2 separate regions of the Homo sapiens genome follow, and region 1 is linked to region 2. The links are chromatin contacts, found by Hi-C or POLR2A ChIA-PET in ENCODE. All regions are on one chromosome and are shown on one strand. Each heading gives the region's core, a stretch centred on a gene start or an enhancer-like site at or near the end of the contact. The rest is flanking DNA. Distances are from core to core; before and after follow the strand shown. Region 1 overlaps PHACTR4 (phosphatase and actin regulator 4). Region 2 has its middle 12 kb from the start of SESN2.

Region 1 (7,009 bases), core at 213-2,712, 220 kb before region 2:
GTCTCGAACTCCTGACCTCAAATGATCCACCTGCCTTGGCCTCTCAAAGTGTTGGGATTACAGGCGTGAGCCATGGCACCCGGCTGACAACTTTTTGTAACTTGATCTTGGTGTAGTTAATATGAATAGAGACAAAAAAAATCTGATAAAAAGTTATCTTGTGGCTGGCACGGTGGCTCACACCTGTAATCCCAATACTTTGGGAGGCCGAGGTGGGCAGATTACTTAGGTCAGGAGTTCGAGACCAGCCTGGCCAACATGGTGAAACCCCGTCTCTACTAAAAAAAAAAAAAAAAAATTACAAAAATTAGCTAGGTGTGGTGGTGGGCACCTATAATCCCAGCTACTCAGGAGAGGCTGAGGCACGAGAATCTCTTGAACCTGGGAGGCGGAGGCTGCAGTGAGTCAAGGTCATGCCACTGCACTCCAGGCTGGACAGCACAAGACTCTGACTCAAAAAAAAAAAAGTTATTTTGTATAACAGTACTCCATTAAAAAATTTAAACATTCAGATAGCATAAAATAAGTATTAGTGGGTATTGTTACCATATCCTGATAATGGTATCTAGATATCTTAGCTCTGTGTTATAAAACTGTCAATACTGACATCTTGAATTTTTATAGCAATTGCAAAGTCCTTTGAAGAAATCAAAGTGTTTTTTGTCCTTGAAGTCATATTCTCCTTATACCACCTGAGGTGACAGGGGAAAAAATATAGCATCTTTACCATTTTTCAGAAGGAAAAGGCAAGGCCACAGAAGCTAGGTGACTTTGCCCAAGATCATACTACAAACTGGCATGGACTCAGCTGGTATCCAAGTCTCTGACTATTTGACTGCATCCTACTGTCTCTAATTTTTTTTTTTTTTTGAGACGGAGTCTTGTCGCCCAGGCTGGAGTGCAGTGGTGCCATCTCGGCTCACTGCAAGCTCTGCCTCCCGGGTTCACACCATTCGCCTGCCTCAGCCTCCCAAGTAGCTGGGACTACAGGCGCCCACCACCACTCCCGGCTAATTTTTTGTGTATTTTTAGTAAAGACGGGGTTTCATCATGTTAGCCAGGATGGTCTCAATCTCCTGACCTCGTGATCCGCCCGCCTCGGCCTCCCAAAGTGCTGGGATTACAGTCGTGAGCCACCGCGCCCGGCCTACTGTCTCTAATTTTTATTGGTATGCACACCTCTTATGTTCCCTTTGCACCTCAGCTTCCCATGTTCACTCTCCACTATATCATGGGCTCCTTGATGGCAGGGCAACCTTGTCTCCATCAACATATCATCCACAGGGCTGTGCACAGTACCTGGCATCTAGTGGACCCTCAATATATGTTTATTAGATGAGAAGCCTTCACCCTGTATCATGACAGTATATATTCCTATAGTTTCACCAAAGCCCACAATGACTCAGCAAAGGTGTTGGTGTTGTTTCAGCAAAGTCCCTTTGGAGGGCTCCAGATGACCTGTAAGAAGTGGATCATCAGATCACACAGGAGTAAAACTGGTAAAGTAATTAAAGGGTAGTTATTTTTTCCCTGCTGACAGGAAAAAAAAAAAAAAAGTAGTTCTTTTGATCACCAACCTCTAACCTTCTACTCAAACCCTTTAGTTTCATCCCACTCAGTATTCTCAAACACTCTCAAAAACTTCCCTTAAATAAAACTGTATTTGTCCTAAATCTCCAAAATTGGAGATGTTCAAAGTAAAAGGCTAGCTAATTATTTTTTTCTTTTTTGAGATGGAGTTTCACTCGTTGCCCAGGCTGGAGTGCAATGGCGCCATCTCGGCTAACTGCAACCTCCACCTCCTGGGTTCAAGTGATTCTCCTACCTCAGCCTCCTGAGTAGCTGGGATTACAGGCATGTGCCACCACGCCCGGCTAATTTTTTGTATTTTTAGTAGAGATGGGGTTTCTCCATGTTGGTCAGGCTGGTCTTGAACTCCCGACCTCAGGTGATCCACCCGCCTCGGCCTCCCAAAGTGCTGGGATTACAGGCATGTCCGCTTTGCCCGGCCAAGGCTAGCTAATTTTATAATTCTTTTTTTTTTTTTCTTTTGAGACAAGGTCTCCCTCTGTTGCCCAGACTGGAGTGCAGTGGCATGAACAATAGCTCACTGCAGCCTCGATCTCCTGGGTTCAAGTGATCCTCTTGCTACAGCCTCCCAAGTAGCTAGGACTACAGGCCCATGCCCCCATGCCTGACTAATTTTTTTAATTTTTAGTAGAGACAAGGTCTCACTATGCTGCCCAGGCTGGTCTTGAGGTCCTGGGCTCCAGTGATACACCTATCTCAGCCTCCCAAAGTGCTGGGATTATGGATGTGAGCCACCACACCCAGCCTCTTTTCTTTTTAAATTTATTTTTATTTTTAAATTAAATTAATTTATTTTAGACAGGGTCTCACACTGTGTCACTGGAGTGCAGTGGCGCAGTCACGGCTCACTGCAATTTTGACCTCCCTGGGCTCAGGTGATCCTCCCACCTCAGCCTCCCAAGTAGCTGGGACCATAGGCATGTGCCACCATGCCCGGCTAATTTTTGGGGGGGGTATTTTTTGTAGAGATGGGTTTCTCCATGTTGCCTAGGCTGGTCTCAAACTCCTGGGCTCAGGTAATCTACCTGCCTCAGCCTCCCAAAGTGTTGGTACTACAGGTGTGAGCCACTGTACCTAGCCTTTTCTTTTTTTTTAGAGACAGGATGTTGCTCTGTTACCCAGGCTAGAGTGCAGTGGTGCAATCATAACTCACTGCAGCCTTGAACTCCTGTGCTTACCCAATCCTCTTACCTCAATCTCCCAAGTAGCTAGAATTACAGGCACATGTCACCATGCCCAGCTAATTTTTAAATATTTTATAGAGATGGGGTCTTGCTACGTTGCTCAGGCTGGTCTTGAACTCCTGGCCTCAAGTGATCTTCCCACCTCGGCCTCCCCAAATGCTGGGATTATAGGCATTGAGCCACTGTGCCTGGCCTAATTTTGTAATGTTTTAATGTCTCTCATCATAAATAATTTTTTTTTTTTTGAGACAGAGTCTCGCTCTGTTGCCTAGGTTGGAGTACAGTGGTGCAATTTTGGCTCACTGCAACCGCCACTTCCCGGGTTCAAGTGATTCTCTCCTGCCTCAGCCTCCTGAGTAGCTGGGATTATAGGCATGCACCATCATACCCAGATCATTTTTTGTATTTTTAGTAGAGATGGGGTTTCACCATGTTGCCCAGGCTGGTCTCAAACTCTGGGCCTCAAGCGATCTGCCCACCTCGGCCTCCCGAAGTGCTGGGATTACAGGCATGAGCCACCATGCCTGGCCCCATAAATAAATTTTAAAAAAGGCTTTCTAGAAAAACACTGCATACACACACAAAAAGATTCTAAAAATGTGAATTTTAGGAGCAGTGAAAGAGATATTTTTGGAAAGATTGGATTTTTGCTGATTCTCTAAAAATAGCTGTTAGCTATTCCATCTACAACAAAACTCATTCCTGATGAGACCATAAATGAATATTTTTACTTTTGAATTAATAAAATAAATTCTATTTGGTAATTTGAGGAAGGCATATATGTTAAGGAAGTAAATTCTGGTATATATACCCTGACAACAGCATCTGGCTGTAGTTCTGTGGAAAAATTTCAGAGTGTTTCTGGGATGGGTAATAATTCCCTTTCACCCGTTCAGCTATTGCTGGTGGTTTTTCCTTAGTCGTAATACTCCATGTTATATGGATGAGAAGACAGTAGTACTTCTGAAGCAATGATTTCCAAACTTTTGGATTTCAGTGACCAAAACAATAACAAAAATCTTGATCAACCTCAGATTGTTGGTTTTTTTTCTAGTGTTTTTTTGAGGTTGTCATTTTCTAAGATTTCCAAATAAGGCTTGATATTAAGTAAACCATTTATGATCATAATCCTTTTGTGAAAGAAATGGCATTTTAACACCAAAGGATTAGGAAGGTTGTAATTTTAGAATAAAAGAGAGTCCTTTAAATTAAATCTATTTAGCTCTAAGAAATGCTCTGTGAACTGTTCTATTTTTCTTCTTTTGTTGAGGACCCCTCATGGACTAATACTGATTCCTCAGTTACAAGGTCTATTGTTTTGGGCTATTTACCTCAAGCTAAGAATGAGCTCTGCAGTTTAGTCCAGGGTATCATACACAAATTATCATTTTATATGTTGCCTTAACTTGAAAAGGGTGGTATGCCACTGGTGTAGAGCAGAGGCTCTTAATGTGTGCTCCCTGGAGAGCAGCATCAGTGTCATCTGGGAACCTATTAGAAAGGCAAATTCTCAAGCCCATCCCAGGCTTACTAAAATCAGAAACTCTACGGGTAGTGTCCAGCAGTCTGTTATCATAAGCTTTCTAGGTGATCCTGAGGAGAACACCAGTTTGCAAACACTACTGTAAGGAACAGAGGTCTGGACCTGAGAGTTGAAAAGCCTATGTTCAGTTTCTATCTTTCACTAACTACAACCTTCTTCTTTTTTTTTGAGATGGAGTTTTGCTCTTGTTGCTCAGGCTGCAATGCAGTGGCACAATCTCAGCTCACTGCAACGTCTGCTTCCCACGTGCAAGCAATTCTCCTGCTTCAGCCTCCCGAGTAGCTGGGATTACAGGTGCCTACCACCATGCCCGGCTAATTTTTTGTATTTTTAGTAGAGATGGCGTTTCACCATGTTGGCCAGGCTGGTCTTGAACTCCTGACCTCAGGTGATCCACCCGCCTCTGCCTCCCAAAGTGCTGGGATTACAGGCATGAGCCACTGCGCCTGGCCTACAACCTTGAATGAGTCACAATGTCTTCATGTTCTAATTGCCCTACCTATGGAAAAGATAAAATTGGTTTCCTGCAGCACAAGGTAGTTTTGAAAATAAGTATGTGAAAGCTCCCCAAGTTCCTCACAGATAAGTCAACATGACACTATCCATCCAAAGTGGTGGTAATAACAACTTCATCCTGTTTTCATCAAGCTACTCCAAACTGTCATACTCATAAAATATTCTAAGCCTGTTTTTCAAGGTTTGAATCACTCCACCCAACATGGTGATATTAAATATTTAATGAGTATAGTTTTTATTCATTCGTTCAATCGTGAACAAGAACTTTAAGCAATACTAAGCCTAGTATCATTTTTCCTGAAAAAACTATATTTTTATTAGCTTTGAAGCACTCATTAGCTTTCCTCTCCCTTTCTTGAAAATTCTTCTAAGAAATTGTGCATTTATATAAAGAAAGTAGACTTAAATAGAACTTTGGGTAAATGCAAAAAATTTACTAAACCCATACAAATTTTACTGATTATATTCCCTGCTTTCTCTACCATCACTTATTTTAACATAAGAATAGCATTCTTAATTCTCCCAAGATAAAACATGATTTTATCAGAACAATTTAAGTAATAGCTTCTGCAGTTCCCTGTGAAGATAACTATGCCAGACACTGAATCCCAAATTCCACTGGCATCTACAGAATCATCCTTTTATCTACTAGACTCATTAATGCTTATGGAAGGCATAGGTAGTTTTAAGTAGATTTAAAAATTTTCATTTGAAAAGTTTGCCTTGCCCCTTGTGAGCTGAGGCATTATTCTAATTTTTCAGCAAGTGCCACAGATAATTCCATGCAGGTGGAATCTGTTATGGTTTTCACATATCCAGTCCAATTACACACACACACACACACACACACACACACACACACACAAATATGTATAGTGTTTTGGAATCATTGTTTTAGAAAAACAGATTAAATATTAGATTAAAAAATAGGTTAAAACCCCCAAAACTTAAATCTAATCTTAGTGATGTTTACATTTATGGCCATCTGCCTCAGTTTCATGACTTTTTTTGTTTGTTTGTTTTTGTTTTTTTGAGACGGAGTCTCTCTCTGTCGCCTAGGCTGGGGTGCATTGGCACAATCTTGGCTCACTGCAACCTCCGCCTCCTGGGTTCAAGCAATTCTCTTGCCTCAGCCTCCCAAGTAGCTGGGACTACAGGCACGTGCCACCACGCCTGGCTAATTTTTTGTATTTTTAGTAGAGATGGGGTTTCACCATGTTGCCAGGATGGTCTCAATCTCCTGACCTTGTGATCCACCCACCTCGGCCTCCCAAAGTGCTGGGATTACAGGCGTGAGCCACCGCACCTGGCCTATTTTTTCTTAACCTAAGACTTTTCTCCATATTGAGGTCATTCAAAGGGACAAGATATGGAAAATTCTCACAGACCAAATCAATGTTGTACCAGTTATCAAATAAAATAACCATCCAACATCAAACCAAACCCAAAACACTGGAAGCCTAAAGACTTACTTACCAATGACAGGGTTGCTATTTCTGTGAGCTGGTTTAGGGGGAGGGATAGGGGGCTGCTTGGCAGGGACCATATGAGTGAGGCTTGGGGTAGCAGTAGTGTTAGTGCTGGCAGGAGCAGCAGGCAGAGTCCTGGGTGCTGGGGAAGGGGTGACAGAGAGATTAACAGTCTTTGCAAGGCTTGTGGCAGCAGTGGTGGCAGCGGGTGCTGTGGTGATGGAGGTGGAGATGATGAACCTTGCCGTGCCGCCAGAGGAAGTGGCATCCTTTGCTTGCCCTTCACTTGCTTCATGAGAAGAGGACAAGGGTCTTTTGGGAGGAAGTAAAGGTGGTTTGGGTACATTCTCAGGAACAGACTCTGCTTCAGAATTAGGCTGGCTTCCAGTTGAGCCTGTGTAATAACATGTATGGTATAAAAAGGGAAGAGAGAGTAACAAGAGAAACTGAAAAAGCTAACACATCTATGAATTTGTGGCCAATTTCACCAATTAATTTATAGATTAGCTTATAGGTTACCATTCTCAATGCCTCCCAACCTCCCCATACTTAAGAAATGTCAGTAAGAAAGGCTCACTAAGAGATGCTCATTGTGGTAGTGATTCTTCACACAAGGGCCAGGCTACTGGAGGAGAGCCACAACAAAATTCCTTGGGTGAAAGAAGTGGAATGTGTAGCTGGAAAAAATCCTATAGGTATCTGATACT
Region 2 (6,436 bases), core at 1,315-3,814:
TGATGTGATTATAGCTGACTGTAACCTCAAACTCTTGGGCTCAAACTATCCTCCCAAGTAGCTAGGACTACAGGTGTGCACTATGCTGTCCGGCCAATTTCTTTTTATTTTTTGCAGAGACGGGTCTCAGTATGTTAACCAGGCTGGTCTCAAATTCCCAGTCTCAACTTCCTAAAGTGCTGGGATTACAGGTGTGAGCCACTGAACCTGACCCAAAATTCTTTTTTTTTTTTTTTTGAGACAGAGTCTTGCTCTGTCGCCCAGGCTGGAGTGCAGTGGCGCAATCTTGGCTCACTGTAACCACTGCTTCCTGGATTCAAGCAATTCTCCTATCTCAGCCTCCTGAGTAGCTGGGACTACAGGCACATGCCACCACGCCCAGCTGATTTTTGTATTTTTAGTGGAGACGGGGTTTCACCATGTTGGCCAGGCTGGTCTTGAACTCCTGACCTCAGGTAATCCACTCGCCTCAGCCTCCCAAAGTGCTGGGATTACAGGTGTGAGCCACCGCGCCGGCCTTTTTTTTTTTTTTTTTTTAACACAGGGTCTCAGTCTGTCTCCCAGGCTGGAGTACAGTAGCACAATCACTGTTTACTGCAGCCTCAACCTCCCAGGCTCAGGTGATTCTCCCACCTCAGCCTCCCAAGCAGCTGGGACTATAGGTGCACACCACCACACCTGGCTAATTTTTGTATTTTTTGTAGAGACGAGGTGGGGGGTGGGGGGTGGGGCGGTTCACCACGTTGCCCAGGCTGTTATTGAACTCCTGAGCTCAAGCAATCTGCCCATCTCGGCCTCCCAAAGTGCTGGGATTACAGGTGTGAGCCACCACGCCCAGCCTTGATATTATCTTTTGTGACCTGGTCTCCAAAAAAGAAAAGCCAGGAAGAAGCACAGACATTAAGAGTTACTGAGCTCCAGCAAGAATTCAGGATACATCACTGTCTCAGGTAACTCTCACCACAACGTTGTGAAACAGGCTATTGTGTCTCCATTTGACTGATGAGAAAACTGAGACTCAAGAGGTAACACGTCTGGACCAAGGTCAGATAGGTTAGTAATATGCTGAGTAAGGATTCCAACCCAGGCAGGAATGACTCCTATGCAGAAACTCCACCACTCCATTGATGAGACAAACACATGAATATGTAAGAAGCCGGCTGGCAAAAGGAACTGATGCTTAAAGCAGATATATTAATTGGAAGTGAGAAACATAACTGTCAAGCGACCTGTAATTGAGAGGCCAGGGCATTCCTCTTTGTAGGAGAGCCTTTACTGAAAGGCAAATTTATCATCTGAAGGTGGCTAAGGCAGCTGGAATCTGAGCAAGTGAAAGGACGAATTATTGAACTGCTCTACTCAGCAACTATCTGCTGGTCAGGGCTCCAGTTCCTTCCTTCCTTTTTTCATTCAATAAATATTTATTTACCATCTTGTGTGTACCAGGCACTGTGCCTGGCTCTGGGAAATCCAGTGGTGAAGCTAGCAGCCTAGCAGGGCATGGCAGGGTGCCACTGGCTGGGCACATTCCTCCCCTCCCCACTGCCTTGTATTTTTGGTTGGGTAAAGATCTCCTTCTTCTGTTGCCACACTCTCAACTCTTGCATCAGCTATGTTGAGGCCACTGATTGGCCAGCTATTTATATTCCTCAATCACCTTCCAGTCCCAAAGATACACCTACCTAGACTGGATTTGAAATGTTTTTGAGATGTCTTCAGCCTTAGATCCATTTCAGATTATGACCCTAATATGATTGTCATCTGTTCTGTATTCATTCTTCCTGAATTAGTTTTCTAGTCTCAAATTCTGAGATCACTTTACTATAATGACCTTGTAATGGGACCATTCGGGGGGCTGTGATTTATCACCCCAGATGTCATTTTCTGAGCTCTTCTTATTGTTTCCCCCCTCCCCACCCACTAATCTCAGATACAATTCCTGCCCAGGGGGAACTTTCAGGAAAGAAGTTCCACTCCAATTGGTTTGATAAAGCCAAAGAAGACCCATCCTTCAAGGCTTAGTCACACATTAATTCAATTACTCATGAAGCAGGCATTGTGCTAGGTGGGGAGGGAGGTCCTTCCTGCACAGAGCTGACAGGTGCCGAGCTGTCAAGCTACACAACCAAAATTGTCCTTTGGAGTTGTGCATTAGCAGGCAGTACAACCACAGACTCCCAGAAACAAAGCCAACTATCTCCTAAGAGCACTTCCCAGGAGTCAGGCAATTCGGGTGCCAGCTTTTAGCCAAGTAACCCAAACTGAATTTTTTTTTTCCAGCTCTTTGAATCTGTTTCCCTATCTGTAAAACAAAGAAATAGAAATTAGCTCTAAACTTGCAGAGTCATTATGGAGAGAACTGGTGCCATAAAGAACTGGCAGTGTATATAATTCGTCTTCTCGATTGCATACTGAGGACAGAAATCTTCAGGTTTGGAAACGTTTACCCTTCTTAAATGCAAAAACTAACGCACTGGGTGCTTTTGGGCAAATTGCTTGGTTGATTTAGTTTAGTTTTGTCGGCTGAGTGGTTCCTCAACGCCCCCTGCAGGCCAGATCCTGCTATAGCTAAGTCAGAATGGAGTAGGAAAGGGCTGGCCCAAACCGTTTTGAGTTTATAGGATTGTTAGGGTCCATGTCACCGCCTGAAGGTCTTGAAAAGAGGCCAGGCAACAGCTAAGTAAAGGTCTGTGGTTGCTGAAGATTCCCCCTGCTGCCAGCAAGGACCAGAGTCCTAAAATACTTCACAGCCCGAATGCACTTTCCATTGTTTTGGCTTACTACCTCTCTTACAAGGCAGGAAGCCTCAGGTCGAGAGAGAGGAATTTGCCCAAGGTTCCCTAGGAAGTTGGCCACAGAGTGGAGACTAGAATCTCGAGGTCCAGGGCTACCTACACCTTAATAGGCTGCCCCAGGAGAGAAGCCTCACATTTTCAGAAAGAACAACTTCTCCCTTTCCTCTGGTCTCCCTTCCTTCCCCAACCCTCCACTCCTAGAGGCTCTATACATCCTATTCTCAGAGAACCACCCTGAGGCTTGTCCCTGGAGCAACGCCTCTGGCCTCCCACCATCCTGTCCTACCTTTCCCTATCCCCAGCGGAATTCTGTACCCCGACCCCCTCCCTAAAAAGGCCACACTTGGAATCAGGATATCGGAGTTGAAGGTTCCAGTTCCAACCCTTTCTTTGTGAACCTCAGCAAAACACTTCACTTCTCTGAACCCGTTTCCTGTTTTTTTGTTTTTGTTTTTCTTTTATTACGTTTTTGTTTTTCTGAGACAGGTCTCGTTCTGTTGCCCAGGCTGGAGTGCAGTGGCGCGATCATAGCTCACTTAAGTTTGGAGCTCCTGGGTCCTCTCACCTCAGCCTTCCGAGTAGCTGGGTCTACAGGACTGCATGTTAAATGTTAAATGGGGCAATAGTTTACCTCCACCGTTCTATTGTGAGAATGAGAGCTTATGCATGGAAACCCCTTAACAAGGCTTGATGCAGATGAAGTGCTCAATAAACTGTAGATTATCTATATTTTTACTGTTATTTTGAAGGATCTGGCTCAGTGACTGGCTGATAGTGGTGGGTGTTCAAGAAAGGTGCCTACAACCATTAATATTAAAAGTTTGGCGCACATAGCCTGGCATTTAGTTGCAGTTTAATAAACTGTGGCTAGTATTGTTTTTTTGACCCCAGGACGCCCAGTGCGGTTTCAGCGTTAACAACTCCTTAGCGAAAATTGCAGAACAGACTTTTCGCTCAGCAACAGGCTCCTCTTACGTAAACCGCACCGGCCAATGAGCAGGAAGATGGGCGGGGTTTCTTGGCAGCCAATAGTAGCCCGCAGCGGCGCGCAGGATAGGCCCAGGCTGGTTTCCAGGCTGCGTACGGAAACGAATCCCCGGGGCTCTTTGACTGGGGGCGAGTCTTCGAAGTCGCCAGGCTCTGCCTATCAACCGGGTCCTGATTGGTGCAGGCTGTGGCGGTCCGCCCCTGACTCCGTCTAGCCCCGCTCCGCGAGAAGAGGCTGAACTGCCCCATCTGCTTCTAATTTCTTTCTTTCTTTCTTTCTTTCTTTTTTTCCCCTCTTTTCCTTTTCTTCTTTTAAATATACGTTTGGAAATTTGCCGGGCGTGGTGGCGGGCGCCTGTAATCCCAGCTACTCGGGAGGCTGAGGCAGGAGAATCGCTTGAATCCGGGAGACGGAGGTTGCAGTGAGCCGAGAACGCGCCACTACACTCCAGCCTGGACGACGAGAGTGATACTCCGTCTCAGTCAATCAATCAATCAATCAATCGTTTGATTTTCGTTTTATGCTTTTACTTCCAAATTTATATTTATTGCAAAAAATGTGGAATATAACAAAGTGTAAAGGTGAAACTGAAATAACCCGAAATTATATTTCCCCCTCTGTGGTTTTTTTTTTTCCGTCTCTGTGTTTTTCAATGTTTTTCAGGCCTTCTGTCTTGAGCTCGTATTACTGCTGTTCACTGATGTATTGTAAAAGCGTAAAACCGGACGTGACCCAAATGTCTATCAAAGGAGACTGATGAGAGAAATAAACGGATTTGTTCACACAACGGCTTCTACAGCAAAGAAACAGAAGGTAGCTCCAAGTGCTCTGAAATGGAAAGGTATGCAGGATTTCCTGTTAGGTTAAAACAGAACGAAGCAAAAACCGAGGTTGCGCAATGATACATATAGAACAGTCTCATAGTTGTATACATAGTTACACAGAGGAAACAAAGATCTGGAAAGATGTGTAGTTTGCACCTGTTACCATTGGTTAGCTCTGGGGTGGACGGAGAAGGGAGAAGTTTTAAGATTCTTTATATAATACACTTATTTAATATCTATCTATGTGCTAAGTTGTATTACATTTGTTGTTTTTTAAAGAGATCCTTTTAAACAGAGAAGGGAGAACTCCCTCAAATCCCAATTGCACTACAAAGAGAAACCAACATGTTGGTTATTTTTATAGCATATAAGTTTATATACCGTATTAATAATGTATAGCTATATAGCCTGCTTTTTCCACTTAGCACATTTCATAATTTTTGTAATATTAAATATTCCTTAAATATAATTGTTAATGGTTGCAGACTATTCATGTATGCTATAATTTATTAATCCTTATTGAGAACATTTAGGGTTTTCTTCCCAATTTTTCACATATTTCAAGATGAGATAAAACTCTTAAATAATTATATTCCTGATTAATTAAATTCCTAGAAAAATTCGTGAGTTGAAGACTATGAACAAATAAATTTAAGGCTTTTTTTTTTTTAAGAGAGGGAGTATTGCTGTGTTGCCCAGGTTGGTCTCAAACTCCTGGGCTCACATGATCCTCCTGCTTCAGCCTCTGGGGTAGCTGGGACTACAGGCCACTGCACCAGACTTTAACACTCTTGGGCCAGGCACGGTGGCTCATGCCTGTAATCCCAGCACTTTGGGAGGCTGAGGTGGGCGGATCACCTGAGGTCAGGAGTTTGAAACCAGCCTGACCAACATGGGGAAACCCCGTCTCTACTAAAAGTACAAAATTAGCCGGACGTGGTGGCACATGCCTGTAATCCCAGCTACTCGGGAGGCTGAGGCAGGAGAATCGCTTGAACCCGGGAGGCAGAGGTTGCGGTGAGCCGAGATCGCGCCATTGCACTCCAGCCTGGGCAATAAGAGCAAAACTCCATCTCAAAACAAAACAAAACAAAACAAAAAACCCAAAAAACAAAAGACTCTTAATGCTAATTGTAAAACTTTTTTTTTTTTTTTGAGATGGAGTCTCCCTCTGTCGCCCAGGCTGGAGTGCAGTGGGGCTATCTCGGCTCACCACAACCTCCACCTCCCAGGTTCAAGTGATTCTCCTGCCTCAGCCTCTCGAGTAGCTGGGACTACAGGCACGTGCCACTACGCCCGGCTAATTTTTTGTATTTTTAGTAGTGACAGGGTTTCACCGTGTTAGCCAGGATGGTCTTCATCTCCTGACCTCGTGATCTGCCTGCCTCGGCCTCCCAAAGTGCTGGAATTACAGGCGTGAGCCACCACGCCTGGCCGAAACTCTTGAAAGTTTGTTTCTGTGAACATTATTGATGCCTAAGATGGGCCTGTGCTATCCTTGTGGGGGTGTCGGTGTGTGTGAGAACAGAGCTGAGTAATGGCCAAAATCTGGCTGCCAGGATCAGACAGGTGACAAGAGAGGCAAATATAAATAGCTCAGATAAGCAAAGACATCCAAAAATACTCTGACCCAGACACTTCCGGGCACAAAACTCTTTCTGTCTTGCATTGTCCTGGTTGTACTTGGACATGCGATGGGTCAGAATTTGGTTTACTTAATATATATTATTCAGTCTTCTGGGTTTGAAGAATTTACTAAGATTTTAAAATCTCCAATTTATGATTTCCCTTGGAAAACAGGAAGTTCTGGTAACACTGAGACTGCATTC

What was found. Hi-C counts contacts between places; a loop is a spot of excess contacts on that map. ChIA-PET counts read pairs that join two places held with the same protein, here RNA polymerase II (POLR2A). Pooled maps may share reads with other maps.
Region 1: a loop to region 2 is called in a map of K562, with 10 times the contacts of the local background. The contact joins two enhancer-like sites. A Hi-C loop is called at or near these places in 1 of 168 maps with a recorded cell type or tissue (K562) and 10 of 50 pooled maps. POLR2A ChIA-PET finds 5 or more read pairs at or near these places in 10 of 52 experiments (Caco-2, GM10248, HEK293 and 7 more).

Annotation. Positions count from the first base shown.
Region 1 is chr1:28,466,069-28,473,077 of GRCh38, reverse strand. It overlaps PHACTR4 (phosphatase and actin regulator 4), which reads right to left. Exons shown (of 14, transcript NM_001048183.3): 6 at 6,310-6,696. Among named protein-coding and RNA genes, the nearest start is that of SNHG3, 36 kb to the left of the region's middle. Within about 2 kb of position 1,462, at least 2 of the 41 ENCODE cell types and tissues checked have a DNase peak (open chromatin) inside an H3K27ac peak, as active enhancers do; they include PC-9, where a contact is called at or near this core.
Region 2 is chr1:28,244,764-28,251,199 of GRCh38, reverse strand. No RefSeq gene overlaps it. Among named protein-coding and RNA genes, the nearest start is that of SESN2, 12 kb to the left of the region's middle. RefSeq lists enhancers at 86-959, 2,598-2,797, 4,039-4,208, 5,017-5,516. Within about 2 kb of position 2,564, at least 39 of the 41 ENCODE cell types and tissues checked have a DNase peak (open chromatin) inside an H3K27ac peak, as active enhancers do; they include PC-9, where a contact is called at or near this core.